Regions from separate parts of the Mus musculus genome. Here region 1 is linked to region 2. A link is a loop called in an ENCODE intact Hi-C map of the cell type or tissue named here. Cell type or tissue: heart. All regions are shown on one strand. Each heading gives the region's core, and the rest is flanking DNA. Links, peaks and the distances in the headings are about the cores only. Region 1 overlaps Zfp143 (zinc finger protein 143). Region 2 overlaps Swap70 (SWA-70 protein).

The links. Peaks named below come from ENCODE experiments on the same cell type or tissue, not always from the same donor. Only the 100,000 strongest peaks of a DNase experiment are listed, where the experiment ranks them.
Region 1: a loop joins it to region 2, with 2.5 times the contacts of the local background. A loop is called at or near these places in 1 of 42 quality-filtered maps.

What each region holds. Positions count from the first base shown.
Region 1 is chr7:110,094,968-110,097,880 of GRCm38, forward strand. Zfp143 (zinc finger protein 143) reads left to right here. Exons shown (of 16, transcript NM_001374618.1): 16 at 1-427. Among named protein-coding and RNA genes, the nearest start is that of Wee1, 26 kb to the right of the region's middle. In heart, for the core only: a CTCF peak has its summit at 1,682 (motif pointing right); no DNase peak of the experiment used is centred there; H3K27ac peaks cover 817 bases.
Region 2 is chr7:110,258,882-110,261,794 of GRCm38, forward strand. The region is part of intron 3 of Swap70 (SWA-70 protein); the gene reads left to right. Among named protein-coding and RNA genes, the nearest start is that of Gm32861, 28 kb to the right of the region's middle. In heart, for the core only: no CTCF peak of the experiment used is centred there; a DNase peak (open chromatin) is centred at 1,350; H3K27ac peaks cover 2,328 bases.

The sequences.
Region 1 (2,913 bases), core at 149-2,648, 160 kb before region 2:
CAAAGTTTGGTTATTTTAAATTAAAACATTAAATCCAGTGTTTGAAGCTGGGAATGGCAGCTTGTGCCTGTAATCCCAGCATTAAAGTCCTGATGCAGGAGGAGAACATAAATGTGAGACTAACCTGGGCTGTGTAGTGAATTCCAGGCTAATCTGAGCTACTCTCAAAAAACAAGATATATCCATTATTTGGGTTGTTAAAATCAGCCTTTTGATTTTTTGCTACTGTTTTTTATGATAATCAACTATGAGAGTTTCCCACGGGTCTGGCCTAGGCTTATAGTTCTATGGCTGAGAATGAATTTACTCCAAAAAACTGGGTTAGTGAGTTGTGTAAATTATTTATTTTTGCTCCTAATCTTTTGTTTTAAAGCTTATTTACCTTAAAGTTTATTATTGACTTTGAATACAGCAGTTTTTAAAACAATACTTTTTGTTTGTTTCATTAAATTGGTCTGATGTTGGGGAATGTTGCACAGGGATCCACAATGTAATTGGGGGATGGGGTGCTGGAGAGATGGCTCAGTGGTTAATTAAGAGTACTGACTGCTCTTCCAAAGGTCCTGAGTTCAAATCCCAGCAACCACAGCTCACAACCATCCGTAATGAGATCTGGCACCCTCTTCTGGAGTGTCTGAAGACAGCTACAGTACTTACATATAATAAATAAATCTTTTTTAAAAATACATATAGATATATATTTCCCGGTACACTCAGGCCAAGAGTATATCTATATAGGCACAGACCAAGCACTGTTCTCTATATATGTATTCAACAGTCTTATGAAAATTTAAGATTTATTGTCTCCAGCTTACCCAGGCTTCGCAGTTGCAGTTTTAGAAGGCAAGGCAGGTCAAAATTGGACAACCAGGTGTTTTGCCTCCATGTCCAGTATGGATTTTATACTATGCCTCAGTATCCTCGAATGATAAGTCCTTGTAGCCGAGGTTATCAAGATGACTTGTTTGACAGCTTCTGTTTGCTAGTAGCAAGAGTCAAGGTTTTTTTAAAAGCTTTATTTTATCTGGGCAGTGGTGGCTCACACTGTTACTTTCAGCATGTGGGAGGCAGCGGCAGACGGGTCTCTGTGGCAGAACCACTGCCATAGGCACACACGAGCTTATGCATGGAGACCTAAACTACAGGCCTCTCTGAGCCTTCATCTCCACCTACAGTCAGATTCCAGGGCCCTGCACTCCATCCCAGCCCCTGCCAGCTGCACTTAACAGTACTGCCCCGGACAGTTCTGAGAAGTCCTGACTTCCTTTGGGGCATAGGTTGCTGTCCTTTGTTCCCAATCCATTGAGTGTCTCCTAGCAAGGTAGCATGCTCCTTCAAGACGTACTTCAGCTGCTGTGTGTCTCAACTGAAGCAGCAGAAAGGAGTTCTCCCAAAAATAAGTCCTCCAAAGGTACTTGAAGAAACAAGAGTGTAAGTCAGCAATAAAGCAGCCTAATGCCTATGTGGTAAGATCCAGGCAGGGTCGACGTCCCCAGCAAAACCTGTTACAAACCCAGGAAATCAACAGCCCAGAGGGTAAAAGTGCTTACTGTGAAACCAGATAACCAGACCTCAATCACACAGATGCACACAGACAAGCACATGCACACAATTTTTTAATTTTTTTTATGGGTGTTTTGCCTGCATGTATGTCTGTATACTGTATGTGTGCCTTATGCTCACGGAGGCCAGAAGATGGCATTCTCTCTCTTTTTTGTTTTGTTTTGTTTTGTTTTTCGAGACAGGGTTTTTCTGTGTAGCTCTGGCTGTCCTGGAATTCACTCTGTAGACCAGGCTGGCCTCAAACTCAGAAATTCGCCTGCCTCGGCATTCTCTTTTCTTTAACTGGAGTTACAGACATGATTGTGAGCCACCATGTGGGTGCTGGAAATTGAACCCAGGTTCTCCCAAAGAGCAGTCAGTATTCTTGCTGAGCCATATCTCTGTCCCCCTAATCAGTAAATTTACAAAGAGGGAAGGCACAGTTGCATACAGTTTGTGCTCCACATGATTTCTACAAGCCTCAAGACTCAGAAGGTTGGGGGTCTACAAGGCAAGTCCAGAAATATTACACAGGGGTACTACTCTGGAGGAAAAAAAAAGTTATGTGTATATGTGTGCCTGAGTGTGAGTTTGTGCACATGAGTATGTTTGCCATAGGAGAAATTGGATCCCCTGAAGCTGGAATCGTGGGTCGCCTGGTAAGTGTTAGGGACTGAACTCAGGTCTTCTACAACATACCAATCACTGAGCCATCTCTCCACCTCACCCTTTGAAGTTCTTACATCTTTTTTTTTTCTTTTGGCTGGGAGGGGTGGATGTCCGTGTGGTTGGTCAGGCAGTGTTTCCATGTCACGGGGCTCAGAGTTGTTTCCTTCCCCAAGACAAGGACGACTAGGCAGTAGCTCATTATTTTGCTGATAGATGAGTTTTACAATATGAATTGTTTCTTCCACGGTATTGTGCATTGCAGCAAAGGTCATGATAAGTCAAACTCCCAATACTCTGAGCCTGCTCAGTAAAGACTGGCTTCTTCAGTAGTGTCAGGAAGCCCTAGGAGAGACTGCAGCCAGGCCTTGTTAAAGAGTAACTAACTCCTTTTGATCCTGGTTGGAGGCAGCAGAACCTTACTCTTGAGCAGAGGACAAGCAGTCTTACTGAGATTAGCTTAGCACTTAGCTTATTCCCACCACCACAGAGTGGCACCCACACTCCCCAAACAGATTAGCAAGGTCACATCACTGAAGAGGACAAAGGTCATCTTGTCGAGCTAAGTCAGCACTGAGTAGGATTGTTGGAGGAGAGAGAGAGAGGACCCCTCCTCCAACAAGAGCATAGGGCTGTAGGGTCAGAAATGGGGGACTGTCAGTTGTAGGATTATCAGAAAGCCCTCAGTGGTGGGAGGCAGGCGTA
Region 2 (2,913 bases), core at 325-2,824:
ACTGTTTTTGAAATGCAGGGTTTTAGAAAATGTAACATAAAAACATACATTTAAAAAAATAAAATTTAGAATGCAATGTCTTTGTGGGTTTAACTTATCTGTTGGTAATTTTAAAGTCTTACAAGTTCAGAGTGTCTCGTGTACATAAGAGACGTTTACTGCTCGTTACATAGAGTCTAAATAGAATGTATTTACCTTGTATACACACACACACACACACACACACACACACACACACGCACGCACGCACGCACGCACCACACACGCACGCACGCACGCACGCACGCACGCACGCACGCACGCACGCACGCACACACGCACGTGCTCGAGCATGCTCCTTTGTTTGTTTGTTTGAGACAGGATCTCTCTTTCTGGCTGGCCTTGAACTCCGAGATCCACCTGCCTCTGCCTCCCGAGTGCTGGGTTAGAGGCGTGCTCCTGTTCCTCCACTCTTGCATAATTTTTATGTTTCTACTAATCCATCTATCATAATGATCACTGTGTTTAAAGTTTACAGTTTTTGTTGTTACTTGTTTTGTTTTTGAGACATGGTTTCACAGTGGAGGCTGGGCTGACCTCAAACTTGTGGCTATTCTCCTGTCTCCACCCCTGAGCCCCGAGATCATAGATATGCTGTACCATACCCAGTGAAATCAAGGCTTTTTTTCTCTACTTCAGCCAATACTGTCTAACGACGGCAGTTGTGTGAATAATGCACCCACAATATTCATTCGACTATGGTTTCCATTACCTAGAACGAATGTCAAGAATGTTAAATAAATATTTAAATTACATGGTAAAGTCAAGGTGTTTTCTGTCGGCACGTTTGTAGAGAGATGGTGAGCCCCTTTGAGTTGGTTCCACATTTTCTTCTGGTGATAATTCTTGGAAATGTGTGCCCATAAAGCATAAAGTATAGTTTTTACTAGTGTCATTTCCCATAGAACCAAGAACAAAACAGGATGTGTCTGTCACACACGTATTTGGAAGAAGTGCCTTGCTGCAGTGAAAACTCAAACTTGAAATGTTTTAAAGAGATCTTAGTAGAGGTAAAATGTAGGTTGCTCCTTTAATGACAGAGAAAACTTTTGACAGAATAAAAATCCAAGCCAAAGACCTAGAAAAATCACATTCAGCTTCAAGTTTCTTCTTGTTATTTTTAGTGAAATCTGCTTGGAAGGAGGAAGCAGGCTGCTTCCTGGACTGAATGAGCCTTAGAATTGGCACAGGCGCTTCTGTAAAGCAACCCTGGCACACACGTGACTCATTATTTAGTTTACTTGAATAGTGGAGTGAGAATGTGTCTCTTTGGCCAGCACAGGCAAAAGGTCCTTCTGCTCCTTGGTTAGAGTGTGTATGATTGTGTTCCAAGTCAACAGGAAGGACACAGTTGCTGGGAGTGATGGCTTGTTGGTGTTGGGGCTTAAAGTCAGCCTTCCAGGGCTTGAGAGTTTACCATTCCAAGAAGGTTCCAGAACTTGGGAAGCTGCTTTGAGAACTGAATTGAGAATCTGAGTTGCAAACAAAGGGTCACCTGGAGCTGGGAGGTGGTGGGTAAGCAAAGGCTGTCTCCTGATTTGCGCAGTGTCATGGGCTACAGCATCCTGTCAAATCCACAATGGCCCTTCATCCTGTATACACACATGCCATGCACATGTGCTTCCTCATAGTATTCCCTTGATGAGCTAAGTCTCAACCAGCAGCCCAGTGCCTCGTTTTGGGCTCCCTTAGGGAGTTAGAACTTCTATGTATGTTATCACTACCTTGGATAATTGCTTATCTAACTATCTTTTATTTTATATTTTTTATTAGATATGTATTTACATTTCAGATGTTATCCCCTTTCCTGGTTTCCCCTCCCAACCCCCTATCTCATCCCCGCTCCCCTGCTTACTAACCTGCCCACTCCTGCTTCCCTGTCCTGGCATTCCCCTACACTGGGGCATCGAGCCTTCTCAGGACCAAGGGCCTCTCCTCCCATTGATGCCCACAAGGCCATCCTCTGCCACATATGCAGCTAGAGCCATGAGTCCCTACATGTGTACTCTTTGGTTTAGTCCCTGGGAGCTCTGGGGTGGGTAGGGTCTGGTTAGTTGATAGTGTTATTCTTCCTATGGGGTTGCAAACCCTTTCAGATCCTTCAGTCCTTTCTCTAACTCCTCCATTGGAGATTCCCTGCTCAGTCCAATGGTTGGCTGTGAGCATCCACCTCTGTATTTGTCAGGCACTGGCAGGGCCTCTCAGGAGACTGCTGTATCAGACTCCTGTCAGCAATCACTTGTCGGCATCCCCAATAGTGTCTGGGTTTGGTGACTGTATATGGGATGGATCCCCAGGTGGGGCAGTCTCTGGATGTCTTTCCTTCAGTCTCTGCTCCACACTTTGACCAGACCAAATGACGCTCAAGAAGGAATACCAAAATATGGCTACTTCTGTCCTTCTTAGAAGGGGGAACAAAGTACCCATGGGAGGGGCTAACTATCTTATTACCTGGATGTAGGAGTAAACAGACTCTCTTGTAGCCCAGGCTGTCCTTGAATTCATTATTTAGCTGAGGATAGTTTTGATCCTCCTGCTACAAACCGACTCTTACTGCTTGCGTGCATTCTCTCTCTCTCTCCTTTCTTTTAAAAAACTTATTTTGTTTTAGCCTCTTCTTGACTTTAATCATCTTTCTCATTATCCTTTTTTCTCTTCGGTTACTACCCTCCACCTCCTTAGAAGCACAAAAGGCTAGGCTGTAAGTGACACCTCTTCACCAAGAGGAGAGCGGGGCCTGAGTGTGCTTCCCTTCCACTCAGAGCATTTGCTGACGCTGCTCATGCCTTTTCAAGGCCTTGCTTAATGAATGTTTATCCCAACGGAGCTTCTATCACTAAATTTGTGATGGTTTTGAACTTGCAGTACTTTGTA